2 separate regions of the Homo sapiens genome follow, and region 1 is linked to region 2. Evidence: chromatin loops called from intact Hi-C (ENCODE). Cell type or tissue: mammary epithelial cell. All regions are shown on one strand. Each heading gives the region's core, and the rest is flanking DNA. Links, peaks and the distances in the headings are about the cores only. Region 1 has its middle 67 kb from the start of HSPA9. Region 2 has its middle 28 kb from the start of CTNNA1.

Region 1 (2,904 bases), core at 321-2,820, 84 kb after region 2:
TGGCCTGTGCCCTCAGCTCTGCTGGCAATGCCTTTGTTGGCAGCCCAGAGGTCCCATCCTCCACACCAGCCACCACACCCAGGACTGCTCCTCATCCTTTGGACAGAGAGAATTTGGAGGTGCTAGAAGCCAAAAAGCCAGCCTTTTCTTTTGGGGCTGTGTAACCTGATACAGGCATCGTACCCCCCACCCCATCCCCCTAAGCCAGTGCTCATGCAGGCCCTGTTACTGGAAGGAGAAACTCCCAAGTGTGGGAGGCTTTGGGGTGACAGGGTGGGGAGGAGGAAGCCCGAAGAAGACAACTGGGAAGAAAGTCCTAACAGTGTCAGCTCCAGGTAAGGAATGTGCTGCACCCTGCCGACCAGCTCAGTACTCTAGGCTCAGCCCATCCCCATCTGATGGGGCCAGGAAGAGTCACAGAGGACTGTGAGATCTGGGAGAAAGAGAGAAAGCCATTTTTTTTTTCATGATGAAGAAGGTGGTGAGCAGGTCATGGGCAATAGCAACACAGATTAACCTGGGAAAAAGTTCTGAAGAAAATTGGGACATTCAGCTCTGCCAAGACAGTCAGACCAGGGTGAGCTACTGGGGGCTGGCAAATGGTCAGGGGTTACACTGTCCCCAGCCTAGGACCCAGCCAGCCTTGGCCGTGGCCCCAGACAAAGACTTGCCCCACTTGCTGATCTCCCAGAGGCAGAGGCCAGATTCCTTCCAGCCCAGGGAGTCTCTGGACAAGTCATAAAAGTGTTTCCTCCAAGTCTCTGTCTGGTCCTGCTAGAAAAAAATTGTCCATCTGTCAGTCTGCAGGTGAGTGGGGCTGGGTGCCGTGACTTACGCCTGTAATCCCAGCACTTTGGGAGGCTGAGGCAGGAGGATTGCTCAAGACCAGGAGCTCGAGACCACTTAAGCAACATAGACCCCACCTCTACAAATAAAAATGTAAAAATTAACCAGGTGTAATGGTGCGTATTTGTAATCCTAGTTATTAGGGAGGCTAAGGTGAGAGGATGGCTTGAGCCCAGGAGTTTGAGGCTGCAGTGAGCCATAATCGTGCCACTGCAAGCTTGGATGACATAGTGAGACACTATCCCTTTTTTTTTTATGGTGTGGGGGGATGGAGTTTCACTCTTTCGCCCAGGCTGGAGTGAAGTGGCGTGATCTCAGCTCACTGCACCCTCCGCCCGCCAGGTTCAAGCGATTATCCAGCCTCAGCATCCCAAGTAGCTGGGATTATAGGTGCCTGCCATCATGCCTGGCTAATTTTGTACTTTTAGTAGAGACGGGGTTTCGCCACGTTGGCCAGGCTGGTCTGGAAATCCTGACCTCCAGTGATCCACCCGCCTTGGCCTCCCAAAGTGCTGAGATTACAGGCGTGAGCCACCACCCCCTATCTCTTAAGAAAGGCCGACGCTATCTCTTAAGAAAGAAAGCAAAGGAAGAAAGAGAACGAGGTGACCGCACCAGTCACCTTCAGATTGATGGATGAACAGACAAAATTTCCGATGTTCCCTGAGCCAGGGCTAAGGCATCAGCCCAGAATCCTCTTCTCGGATGACTCAGGAGCGCCCCCTTCTGTCTGGTTTGGCTGAAACCAGTGTGGGGGGCGGGGAGAAAGAATGATTAAAGTAGATTCTAATCACAATGCCCAAAGACAGCCGCTGCAGGAGCAGGCCCTACCAGAAGGGTCCTCACTTTAGGCTGCCCCCCGATACTGCCACAGCCTGAATCAGAGCTGGACTTCCTCAAGGGGGATCAGGGACCAAGGAGGAGAATGTCTAAAGCGCAGTCGACCTGAGAGGACGCCTAGGCTGTCATACCTGGGCCTGGCAGCCTGGCCTCTGGGCACATGCCTAGAGCTCTGGAGGCCATCCAGCCTGCAGATGTCCCCAGCTTCATGAGAAAAGTCATGGTCTGTGTAGAAAGACCAGGCTCTTCCTCTGAGCCTAAGAAAGAAAGGGCTGAGACAGTCAATTATCTCAGGGCTATGAGTGTGTTGTCGGGGGATCAGCCAGCCATGGGAAGCACAAGAGGGGAGATGCTGCTTCTCCCCAGCAACTGCCCCCAGAGCCAATGAGACATGTTTCCCAAAGGACCTCCAGCTTCCTGTGTACAGGTGCAGAAGAGACCCGCAGACTCCTCTGGTGTTTAGTTCTAACATTCCATAACCTACAGGATTCTCTCTCCTGGACCATCTGCAGCTGCCCTTTCCCAGTTTATTCGTTAGTCTGATTTTTTTAAATTAATTAATTTATTTATTTGCCATATAGAGTCCACATTGGATCTTCAGTCTGATTTAAATCCATCTTGCTGCATCTGAATGACAGCTAGAAGAGAGGGAGGGGGAAAGCAAAGGGGATGCTGAGAAACTGAGGAGGAGAAAGACAAAACAAGGAGAAGGAGTGGAGAGAGAACTGAAGGAGTGGAGAGAGGAAGACCCGAGCAAGTACCTGAGAGGAGCCATCTGCCCGGTGGAGAACAGCTTCTGCATTGTCCCTAGTCACTCTCCCTGTCAACACTTCATAGCTGCAAGTCCATGCTCGCACTACATGTAGGCGTGGACACACACACATACACACACACATCACATACTTAGGCTGTGGAGAAGGCCTGGCTGTGTGTGGGGCTTGAGGGGCAGTCTGCCCCCTCCTGAATACTTATCTTCTCCTCCTCACACCTCCCCACCCCTCAGCCTTCCAGCACTAGTTCTTTGTGCTTTCAAAGCAGCTCCCTCCCAGAATGCTACCTCCAGGAAGTGCTGAGCTGAGAGAATGGGGGAATGGAAGGAAGGGGAGCTAGTCCTCTTCCCCCGACAGCACTGCTCCATCAAACAGCACCCCCTCCTCCCCTCACCTCCACCTCTTTCATCACTGCCACTGACAGCTGCAAAATCAGCCCTCCTCATCC
Region 2 (2,904 bases), core at 89-2,588:
CATTGCTTCCTCAGTGAAGCCTTCCTTGAGGATCAGCCAGCCCCCCACTCTCATCTCCAAAGCCCATGCTTGTCAAAGCAGCTGCCAGAAAGTGACATGGAGAGTCCAGGCTCAGCCAGGCGTGGTAGCTTATGCCTGGAATCCCAGTGCTTTGGGAGGCCAAGGTGGGAGGATTGCTTGAGGCCAGGAGTTCAAGACTAGCCTGGGCAACATAGTGAGACTCTGTCTCTACAAAAAATTTAAAAATTAGCCAGCCATGCTGGTGCATGCCTGTGGTTCTAGCTACTTGGGAGGCTAAGGCAGGAGGATTGTTTGAGCTCAGGAGTTTGAAGCTACAGGGAGCCATGATTGTGCCACTGTACTCCAGCCTAGGTGACAGATTGAAACTGTGTAAAAAAGACAAGAGAGTCATGGCCCATCTCTGTGGTCAGTGAAGCCTCGGCACCGAGATGGACAGGAACACGCCTAGTCATGGTAACTGGACCCCTAAAGACAGCAATCACGAAGGCCACAACTGTCCAGGGGTCTGCATGTTCTATGCATGGGAGAAATGTCACCACCTCCCTCAGGCACAGGCCTGGCCAGGGGTCGTCACTGGGTGGGTGAACACCCACTGGTCTTCTCAGCCAACTTGGCAGTCAGGATAAAAATAACACCAGCCGCCTCATTTTCCAAAATTAAGGGCGATGCTTTAGCAAATATATGCAGATGTATACAGACACAGATGGGAACAAGTGTATTTAATTGTAAATGAGTCAGAACGGAGCAAATGAGATTTCCCTTATATTTGGGTTCCAAAAATTACAGAGAAAATGTGCCTGAGGCAGAAACAAACTAAAAAAAAAAAATGGAGGTAGGTTATTGAGGCAGGAGCCACATGGGAGAGAACCTTTGGACCCAGAAGGCTGGGACGACTTTGGCCTCCTCTAGGGGTTATGAAACTGTTCTGGCTCCAGAGAACTCAATCCCAGAGGCCCTGAAGTGGCCACAATGCTAATGGGATGAACACAGGCCCAGCTGAGCAGGACTCACTGTGTCTCAGCCTCACAGTGTCAGAGAAAGCAGGGAAAGGAACAGAGGGCTGTAATGGGCCTGTCCCCTAGCGGGGAGCCAAAGGCCAGCTTTTATCTTCTCAGAGAAACAAGCAGAGACAGAGAAAAAGAGAAAAGGAAAAAAAAACACCTCTGCCCAGCTCCATGTGGCCAGAGAGGGGGAGAGAGAGAAACGTGAATGGCAACGGAATACTTTTGTTTGGAGAACGCCATTTCTCCTAAATGGCTTCAAGGCAGGCACCTAGTAACGTGCCAGGGTCTCGGCAGACATTCAGTAAATACTGGAAGGAAAGGAAAGAGAAAGGATGGAAGGTGGGCGGACTGCGTCATCCTGCAAGTCCCTCCCATTCTGTGGAGTGGAGAACTGCAGAAGCTCTAAGGCAGATCACCCAAGTAAAAAGGAACACCCTCCCTGGCACAGGGGAATGTGGGGACTGAGCGTGAAAAGTGAGCCACACCTTCTCCCCAGGCCGCCTACCCTGTAAGCTCACTCTCCTCCAGAGGGAGCACCTCCTGTGCCTAAGCAATAGTAATTTGCCCCTCAGAGAATAGAAAAACTGGTTTCACCACAGCAGGAGGCCCAGCTATCCCCAGGGCAGCAATCTGACACCAAGTCAGGAAGCTCTGTGCATCTGGGCAGGCTCAGAACTTGGCAGAGGGTCTGGCACCTTGTAGGCATTTCTTGCGTGCCAGCTAGTAAATGAAGTTATGAATGCATGCACACGTGAATGAATGCAACAAAGATGCGCTCCCCACACTAACATGGTCTTGCTCTGTGGTTTGGACCCTTTTCCCTCTCTCCCCAGGCTTGTTTCTTTTGTGACTCTGCCTCCCAACCTGCAGGAACAGCAAACCCCACCTTTTTCCTCAGGTCCAGCTCCCCTGACTGGAGGATTCCTGGAAGGCGGGAAGCACAAAGTCTCCTCTTGGGGAAAGGGCCGGGGGGCACTTTTGTCCCCAGCCAACCCTGCATTCTTTGGCTGATCACATTTGCAGTCCTGGCCTTATCTCCCCAGAAAGCCCAGAAGGCAAGGTTGGCCTTGCTGACATTTCAATTCAAGGCCACCCTCACCATACCCCCAGCCGGCTCTCACCTACTGTACCCACATCCAGTATTTCAGCCCTGAAGAAATCAGATCTTGTGTGTCTGGTGTTCTATAATGGGAGGTGGGAGGGTTGCTAGGGGTGTCCAAGTGCTCTGAGAACCACATACCCAGGAGAGCACATGTCTCAGCCCTGCGGGCCCTCTGAGCCAGACTGTCAGTGCCTGTCCCTGCCAGTTGCCAGTGGATACAGAAACAAAAGAGGGAAATGAAGAAACAATGCTCTTGCACAACGCCCAGGAGAGTTGTGGGCATCTGGGCATCATCTCTGCTACTCCAGTCTGCCATATACCAGCCTAGTGGAAGGGCTTACTTCAAATGAAGTCAAGGAGAGCTGAAGAACTGGCTCCAAGCAGAGCCCCGCATCTGCTTTTCACAGGCCTGCCTTCTTTTTTTTTGAGATAGAGTTTTGCTGTTGTCACCCAGGCTGGAGTGCAGTGGCACCATCTTGGTTCACTGCAACCTCTGCCTCCCGGGTTCAGATGATTCTCCTGCCTCAGCCTCCCGATCAGCTGGGACTACAGGCGCGCGCCACCACGCCCAGCCAATTTTTGTATTTTTAGTAGAGACTGGGTTTCACTGTGTTGGCCAGGCTCATCTCAAACTCCTGACCTTGTGATCCACGTGCCTCGGCCTCCCAAAGTGCTGGGATTACAGGCATGAGCCACCGCACCTGGCTTGCCCAGTTAATTTTTGTATTTTTAGTAGAGACGGGGTTTCCTCATGTTGGCCAGTCTGGTCTCGAACTC

Evidence for each region. Peaks named below come from ENCODE experiments on the same cell type or tissue, not always from the same donor. Only the 100,000 strongest peaks of a DNase experiment are listed, where the experiment ranks them.
Region 1: it touches region 2 in a loop (6-fold over the local background); 11 of 110 quality-filtered maps call a loop at or near these places.

What each region holds. Positions count from the first base shown.
Region 1 is chr5:138,640,678-138,643,581 of GRCh38, reverse strand. No RefSeq gene overlaps it. Among named protein-coding and RNA genes, the nearest start is that of HSPA9, 67 kb to the right of the region's middle. RefSeq lists enhancers at 1,488-1,567, 1,578-1,657, 1,227-1,780, 1,781-2,334. In mammary epithelial cell, for the core only: a CTCF peak has its summit at 1,572 (motif pointing left); no DNase peak of the experiment used is centred there.
Region 2 is chr5:138,724,070-138,726,973 of GRCh38, reverse strand. No RefSeq gene overlaps it. Among named protein-coding and RNA genes, the nearest start is that of CTNNA1, 28 kb to the left of the region's middle. In mammary epithelial cell, for the core only: CTCF peaks have their summits at 1,090 and 1,552 (motif pointing right); DNase peaks (open chromatin) are centred at 1,613 and 2,323; H3K27ac peaks cover 1,943 bases.